Linked DNA regions of Homo sapiens: region 1 is linked to region 2. Evidence: chromatin contacts called from ENCODE Hi-C or POLR2A ChIA-PET data. All regions are on one chromosome and are shown on one strand. The core of a region is the stretch at or near the end of the contact, and the rest is flanking DNA. Distances in the headings are between cores, read along the strand shown.

What was found. Hi-C counts contacts between places; a loop is a spot of excess contacts on that map. ChIA-PET counts read pairs that join two places held with the same protein, here RNA polymerase II (POLR2A).
Region 1: a loop to region 2 is called in a map of CD4-positive, alpha-beta T cell, with 3 times the contacts of the local background. The contact joins two enhancer-like sites. A Hi-C loop is called at or near these places in 1 of 168 maps with a recorded cell type or tissue (CD4-positive, alpha-beta T cell). POLR2A ChIA-PET finds 5 or more read pairs at or near these places in 1 of 52 experiments (activated T-cell).

The regions. Positions count from the first base shown.
Region 1 is chr6:152,061,941-152,065,947 of GRCh38, forward strand. All of the region lies in intron 6 of ESR1 (estrogen receptor 1), which reads left to right. Among named protein-coding and RNA genes, the nearest start is that of ESR1, 260 kb to the left of the region's middle. Within about 2 kb of position 1,416, at least 4 of the 41 ENCODE cell types and tissues checked have a DNase peak (open chromatin) inside an H3K27ac peak, as active enhancers do.
Region 2 is chr6:151,500,300-151,504,089 of GRCh38, forward strand. All of the region lies in intron 1 of CCDC170 (coiled-coil domain containing 170), which reads left to right. Among named protein-coding and RNA genes, the nearest start is that of CCDC170, 8.2 kb to the left of the region's middle. Within about 2 kb of position 2,417, at least 2 of the 41 ENCODE cell types and tissues checked have a DNase peak (open chromatin) inside an H3K27ac peak, as active enhancers do.

The DNA of each region.
Region 1 (4,007 bases), core at 166-2,665, 560 kb after region 2:
GTACAGCAGCTCCCCTTAAGCTCCACCTTTCCCCCTGGCTCTAACCCCACTTTGTGCCTCATCCCTCATTCTCACATAGAAATCATAGCTATTTCGAATCTCTGGGCCTGACTTAGTTTCTTATGCCATTAGACATAGTCTCAAATTCCTCAATAGCTGAATTGCAGCTTGTATTGATCACATACATAGAGAATCCGCACTTCCTTCTCTTTCCACGTGTTTTTGTCTCTTTCTGATGAGTGCTGATCCCTTCCCGCTTCCCCTAACAATTTTTTACTTTTCTTCCCCACCACTGCTAGGAACCTGTGTTGCTTAATGGAATCAGCCCTTCCTTCTCTTTTCTTGTGTTTTTGTCTCTTTCTGATGAATGCCAATCCCTTCCCACCTCCCATGACAATTTTCCACTTCTCTTCCCCACCACCACTAGTAACCTGTGTTGCCTAATGGTTATCACAGTAATCATTCTCACTTATCAACTAATAAATGGAAATCTGTACTATTACACTAGGCAAGGACTGAATTACAGAATGAAGTCCCATGATAAATGATGTGATCCACACTAAGGAAGTGATTACCACTCCATTCAGGTTTCTGTTTCCACTCACGTGCATTGTGCTTTTCATTTCAGTCGTTTGTCCTGTACATTGTAGGGTCCAGATCCCACAATGGCTCTTTATTGGATGAGAGTTCTGGGAGCAGTGCCACTCAGCTACATGGTGCCAGGTCCTGAACCTGTGCCTTCTTCGGTGGAGGGCTGGCACGTGCTGACAGCTTTCATGTGGGCAATCTGGGAACTTCAGAGAAGGCAGGCCTATTAAGTGTTAAGACTCCCCACCCCGAACTTTTACTGAGAAAAAGTACCCCAGACAGGAAGTAAAATTAGCCAGAGTTGTATGATCCACACAGTGGATGCTCTGATCTCAGTAATAAAAAATATTTCCTCCAGATCCATATAGACTTTTCCTGCATTATTGTTTTGTTTCTGTTCCTATGGCAGAGTGAGTTTTTAAAACTATTATGCAAGAAATATCAGGATTTTTGCCACCAAAAAGTTGGATTCATAGACCCAGGGTTTTTACAACCCAGGGGGAAAAAACTTTCAGCCCTCACAAGAAAGTATTTTATTAAAGACTGGCACCCAAACCTCAAGACTATATTTCTCACTGCAGGATTTGGCCCCTGTCTGCCTCCTTCTCAGACTAGTTAAACTTTCATACTCCATCCTTGTTCCTTCGCTTCTTTCTTAGGATCTTCTGTGCACTTCTTTCTTAGGATCTTCTTGGCACTTCTTTGCTCTTGAAGGGCAGAAACGCTATTGTAGAAATTCAAGGCACTGTATGCTGACATAGTTTATAGTTGTCTTTTTCATGAGATAACACAGCGGCTGGCAGCTCCTCTTTTCTATCAAGGACAGTACTGCTGGCTCAGGAGAGCAGTAAGCAAACAGAAGCTGTCTCTCAACCCTGTACAAAGCGAAACCACTCTTTTCCCTACAAAAGTGAGCTGTGCCCCAGAAAAGCGGATCTGCTGCTGAGCAGGGCTCCTCATGTCTCCTATTGTTCCTGAAAAACAGCATCAAAGAGGGCAAGACTGACACACAATGTTGTAGCATTAGGAGCCTTTTTCAGAATAAAAAAGCAATCAGTCATATGAAGCATGTGGTCATACCACAATCAACAATTTTTCTCCACAACTGGAGATATGGATTTTTCTAAAAGTCCAACTGATTCATGGCCCTGATACGGGGCAGCTCTACCTCTCATGAGACCAATGACCAAGTGACTCTGACTCCAGGAATCTCTGACAGAAGCCAAGCTGGAAACGGCTCAGGAAACCTGAGCTAGAAGATGCCTTTCTGACACCTGGGAAACAAAACCTCAGTGTATGGAGGAACCCAAGGTTTTGTGTTGAGCCCCAGTCGCCAAGGTCTGAGGAGGCTGGGTTTATATTGGCCCCGATTTTGTGGCCGAGGCACAAGGGGAATTGAAAGGTTGTTGTGAGGACCTGCTCGGAATGTCTTTCTGGAAGTTTGGAGAGGGTCTCTCAAATGCCAAAATTTCCATGGGAAGCCATTTTCACAGCTGCTTGGGAGTGGGAGATATTCGTCATCATTTCTGCCCCATTTAGAATAATTTATTACTTTGCTTGCAAAAACCCGGAATCATCCATAGGACACACGTTGTTTGTTTTTCCACTCCACACCAAAGGACAGAGGCATTCCTGGTTAATCCAAGATGCCAACTTCAAGACATTCTGAGAACTAGCTGGACAGAGCTGAAGTGTAGGGCAAATCAGAACAGAAGTGATGGGCCCAGGGCAAAAGCCCGTGAAGCAGCAGCTGCGGAGGAAGGATGGGAGCTGGAGCTGCAAAGGGGGCCATGGTGGAGACTCTGGGCCTGCCCACAGTATCCCCTCTGCCCAATGGGAATTCAGTTTTCCTGCATATCATTCAATTATTTCTCATTTTTCTAGGCCTAGCTCACCTTATTCGGGAAGTTTTGCGACTACCCCAGTCCATAATGAATTTCCTCTCTAGACTATTTCAATTCTTACAGTCACTACCACACAGTCTAGGATTTGGTTAGTTGGTTGATTTCATTCATTTATTCAATAATTCAATGTTTATTGAGTTCCTACTATGGACTTTGTGCCAGGTATACAAAACTGAATGTTACTGTTGTGTGGGGTTTTTTTCTTTGCATTTTTAAAGTTAACCTGGATTTTTCTCTCACTCTTTATGCATGTATTTCCTAATCTCCCTATAAACTATTTGTATTTTTTTGGATTCCTCACAGTCTATTTAGCCTGTGGACTGTCAACAGATGTTACATCATTCAGTCATTTAATAGATGCTTATTTGCTAGACATGGCCAGGAGGACCTGGAAAGTCCTCATTTTTCCCATCTGTTCTTACCATTCTGAAATGTATCATGCTCTTCAGTGCTCCACAGATCTAGATGATATCAAATTATTAAATGGAAAAAGCAAGACCCATCTCCTTGGGTTATTGTGGATAAGGGGGAAATTGTGTAGGAAGTGTCTATTGCAGTTCATGGACCATTGTAGGCCCTTAGTCAACAACAGCTATCATCATCACTGATGAGAATCTCTGGCTTAAACGGAGTAGGTTCATGCCTTTTTTCAGTGTAATGAAGTGTTTTAGTTTAAAGGCCTTTAGCAAGGCTTACAATAAAAAAAAGTGGGGACTCCAGGGTAACACCAACAATAGAGACGACCATGGCTGTTATCCTGAGACTATTAATTATGCCACGTAATTAGATTTAGAGAAAACTTAGAGCAACATTTATCTTGTGGATAATAATTGATTGTGATTGGGACTTACCGTTGAGAGACCCTGATGAAAACTCTATGGTGAATTGCTGTGGAGTCACATGGGTTCATGCATCATTCATCAGTGGGCCCTGGTTTTAGCCTCATAACCCCTGAGAATCCACCTCTATCAGAAAACCACCCTTTCAGTGAAAGTTCCTCAAGGCTCAGAAAAATTCATATGTCAAAGCTTTATATGTAAAAACCTATACTCTCTAATAAATGTTTGGTTTGGCCTTCACATTCAATTTAATAATTATTTCTACCTCTTTTCTAAACCGCTCTTAACCACAGTTCTATATATTTAATTCTGAAGAGCCTCATGCACCTCCCTCCCTGGTAACTTTATCTACTTCTCTCCCTGGAGAACCAGCCAGACCATGATTCCAGCCCTCTGTCCTCTCTTCAACCGTAGGTCCTCTTTTTCTCTCCTGACTCCTCAAACCTTCTCCAGTTACCCGGATGCCTTCTGTGTGCTGCTGGCTTCTGCATCACTGTTCACAGGGCCACTTGTTCCCCTGGAAATGTCTTATGCTCTTGAAATGCTATAGCCTTGTTCACCTGTTCATCCAAAACTGATCCTCAGACAACATTTCTCTTTCAATTGGTGGAATAATAAAGAGGAATATGGGTCAAAATTCATAGACATTTAAATACCCAAGGTGCAAAGTTAAGAG
Region 2 (3,790 bases), core at 1,167-3,666:
TTAAGTCAGAAGCCTTCTCTAGATATAAAGAAAACCAATCTCCACCCCACCACCCCCAAAAAGAGAATATAGAGAAAAAGAAACAGAAGGAATAGGGAAAAAAGAAAACATAAATTATAGTTGAAAGAAATACAAACATATCAGTAATTATGATAAATATATATGGAGAAAATGCTTAGTTAACTAAGAAAAGCCATATTGCATTAAAAAAATCTAAATATATACTATTTATGAAAGACACATTTAAACAAAAAGATATGGGAAGGTTGAAAGTAAAAGTGTATAAAAATGTGTATCAGGCACATAACAACCAAAATAAAATTGATTGGCTATATTAATATTATGCAAAATACTTTAACACAAGAAAAGCATTAGTAGTGGTAAAGAGAGTCACTAAATAATGATAAAAATTTCATTCATCAGGTAGTTGTAATAATTCTAAATGTATATGTTCCTAAGAACACAGCATCAAAATAGAAAAACAAAAATTGGCAGAAGCAAAAATCTATAAGGACAAATAGACAAATCCACAACTAAAGAGAATATTTTAAACATATCTCTTAGTATTTTGTAGATCAACCAGACAAAAATTTGGTAAGAGAGCTGCTAAAAGTGCTAAAATGCAAATTTGGTGACGTCACTGTGAAGAATAGAAATATGTAAAATATTTGGGATGTGGCTGTAAAAATTAACAGGATTATTTTTCCCCAATTACCCAAGGGAATAAATGCCTTTTGTCTATGAAATAATAAGCCAGACAAAAGCTTAGAAATTGTACTCTATTGGTAGGAAGTGAATTAGATGAGTAATTAAATGTTTCCCCTTGTTTTAAATTAAAATGCTTTATACTATTAAAAATAATGACTATCTAATTATGAGCAAACGTTAGACAAACCCACCTTGAAGGATATTCTACAATATGTTGACCAGGACTCTTCAAAAGTGTCAAGGTCAGGATTTGGGGAGACTAAGGAAAAATGAAAACTAAATGGCTTCTGGACTAGAAAAAGGACATTAGTGAAAAAAAAACTGATTATATTGGAATAAGGCCTATTACTTAGTTAATAGTGTTGTAACAATGTCAATGTCTTGGTTTTAATAGATTACCTTAGTTGTATAAGTCGTTATTATTAGGGGAAGCTGGCTAGAGGGCATATAGAAACTCTGTTTTGTTTTGTAACTTTTTTGGAATTCTAAAATTATTTCAGAATAAAAAAGTCTCAATAAATGATAACCAGTTAATCCGTTTACACATCCAACTTCATTTTAGCTTTAACATTTAGTTTCTCTTGGTATCTATCTGCTCTTTGACCACCTGGCTTTAGAGATGAGATAAAATCTTCAAAGAAAAGGTAGGGGAGAGCTTTTTGAATGCCAAACTTTTTCTTTGCATATTTTAAAGAGACTGCTTGTGTATTTACTTACTGTTACCAAATATAATGTGTAGTGTATTTCAAACAATAGTGAATACTCCTTGGTTTGTACTTGAATTGAGTTGACTAATAATTATAAAGACTTACTTTTTTCCATGTTCAAGGACAACTTGATTTTTTTTAATTGAAAAAGGGAGTAACATTTGCTGAGCCAGGAATTATTTATGCTATGCTCTTTTACCCAAGGTTTCCTTATTTCTTTGTTTTGCTTCCAACTTTCTTTCCTTTGATATTGGTGCTTTGGTGGCTTTGATCTAAGGCAGAGAAGTTCAAAGGCATTGCTGAGGCAGACCAGTAGCACCTCATTCTTTCTCTTACTGATACCAGCACAGCTATTGCTGATAGTTTATATATCTACATGTTCAGATATTGCTCATAAAAATAACTGTCTAAACCAGGCATGGTGACCCATACCTGTAATCCCAGCAACTCAGGATACTGAGACTGGAGGATCGCTTGAGCCCAAGAGTTTAGAGACTGCAGTGAACCACGATCACGCCACTGCACTCCAGGCTGTGTGCAGAGCAAGACTTTGACTCTAAAAATAATAATGACAATAATAATTAGTAAATAATAAATCAATAAATATCTGAGTTCCCTCATTAGTGCCATAGGGAGTGGGTCAGTCTCATAAAAATAAATATCTGAATTATATTTCTGAGTAACTGAAATGACTTCCTTTTCATTGACTGAATTTCCCTTATGCTTTTCTTCTTGAATCTTCCTTATTAGCTTCATATAAAAATGCATTTTTCAGCATATTAAGGCCATCATAGTCTAACCTCAATATCTGTGCAAGAAGGAACAATTTTAAGACTTGACTATAATTGTCCCATTTCCCTAAGTCTTTTCTACTTCAGACTAAAAGAAATGGATAGTTGAACACTGAAAAGGAACTCTTATTGTTGAAATCTTATGAATGTTTGGAGTAAGCAAAAATGAAAACTCAGGAGGAAATGGGAACCATAAATATTCTGCTTAGTGAATCATACATTGTATTAGTCACCCACTTGACAAACATTTATTGAGTCTTAGGCACTCTGTTAGGCACTGAAGATAAAGAACTTTTTTCCTTGACCAACTCTAAAATGAGTGCCCATTTTCAAGCAGGTGCTCTTTTAGATACGGTCCCCCTTTCACAAAAGTTATATCCGCGGCCAGGTGCGGTGGCTCACGCCTGTAATCCCAGCACTTTGGGAGGCTGAGGTGGGAGGATCACGAGGTCAAGAGATGGAGACCATCCTGGCCAACATGGTGAAACCCCGTCTCTACTAAAAATACAAAAAATCAAAAAATTAGCTGGACATGGTGGTGCGCACCTGTAGTCCCAGCTGCTCGGGAAGCTGAGGCAGGAGAATTGCTTGAAACCGGGAGGCAGAGGTTGCAGTGAGCCGAGATCACGCCGCTGCCCTCTGGCCTGGCGACAGGGCGAGACTACATTTAAAAAAAAAAAGTTATATCCTGGTGTGAGAAATAGATTTTTAAAAAGTAAACAAATAGACAAACAAGGTAATTTTAGAGTGTTAAGTCCTTTGAAAAGAAAATAAAGCAGAATAACAGGATGGAGATGGAATGGGGTGAGGGCTAAAGTCTAGTCTGGGTAGGGTGGGTAGGGTTGGCTCCCCAAGGAGATAACATGCTGAATTGGAATAGTCTTAGAAACAGCAAGAGCGGTGCCAGGCCCTTGGGTGGGAATGAGCTTGATGTGTTTATTTTTATTTTTATTTTTATTTTTTTGAGGTGGAATCTTGCTCTTGTCACCCAGGCTGGAGTGCAATGGTGCGATCACAGCTCACTGCAACATCCGCCTCCCAGGCTCAAGCAATTCTCCTGCCTCAGCCTCCCGAGTAGCTGGGGTTACAGGCATGCACCACCACGCCCAGCAAATTTTTGTATTTTTAGTAGAGATGGGGTTTCACCATGTCGTCCAGGCTGGTCTTGAACTCCTGAGCTCAGGTGATCCACCTGCCCCAGCCTCCCAAAGTGCTGGGATTACAAGGGTGAGCCACCGCGCCCAGCAATGTGTTTAGAAAGAGTGCAGTTTGTGGAATGTTCCTCGATTTGGGTATATCTAATGTTTTCTCATGATTAGATTCAAGTTAATCATTTGGGGCACTTTTGGCAATTGGATAAGAGGTGTGTTTTTCTCAGTGCATTGCAGATGGAACCTTGTGCCAGAAGACAAAAAAAGGCTGCAAAACTGTTCCAGATTCAACAGACTAAATATACTTGGCAGCTACATGCAATGCATTTATTGTTTCTCTAAGGAACATTATTGAGATAATTGGTGAATAATATAGTGTCATTGTTAAATTTCTTGAATTTGACAGTTGTATGAAGAGGAATGTCCTTGTTCT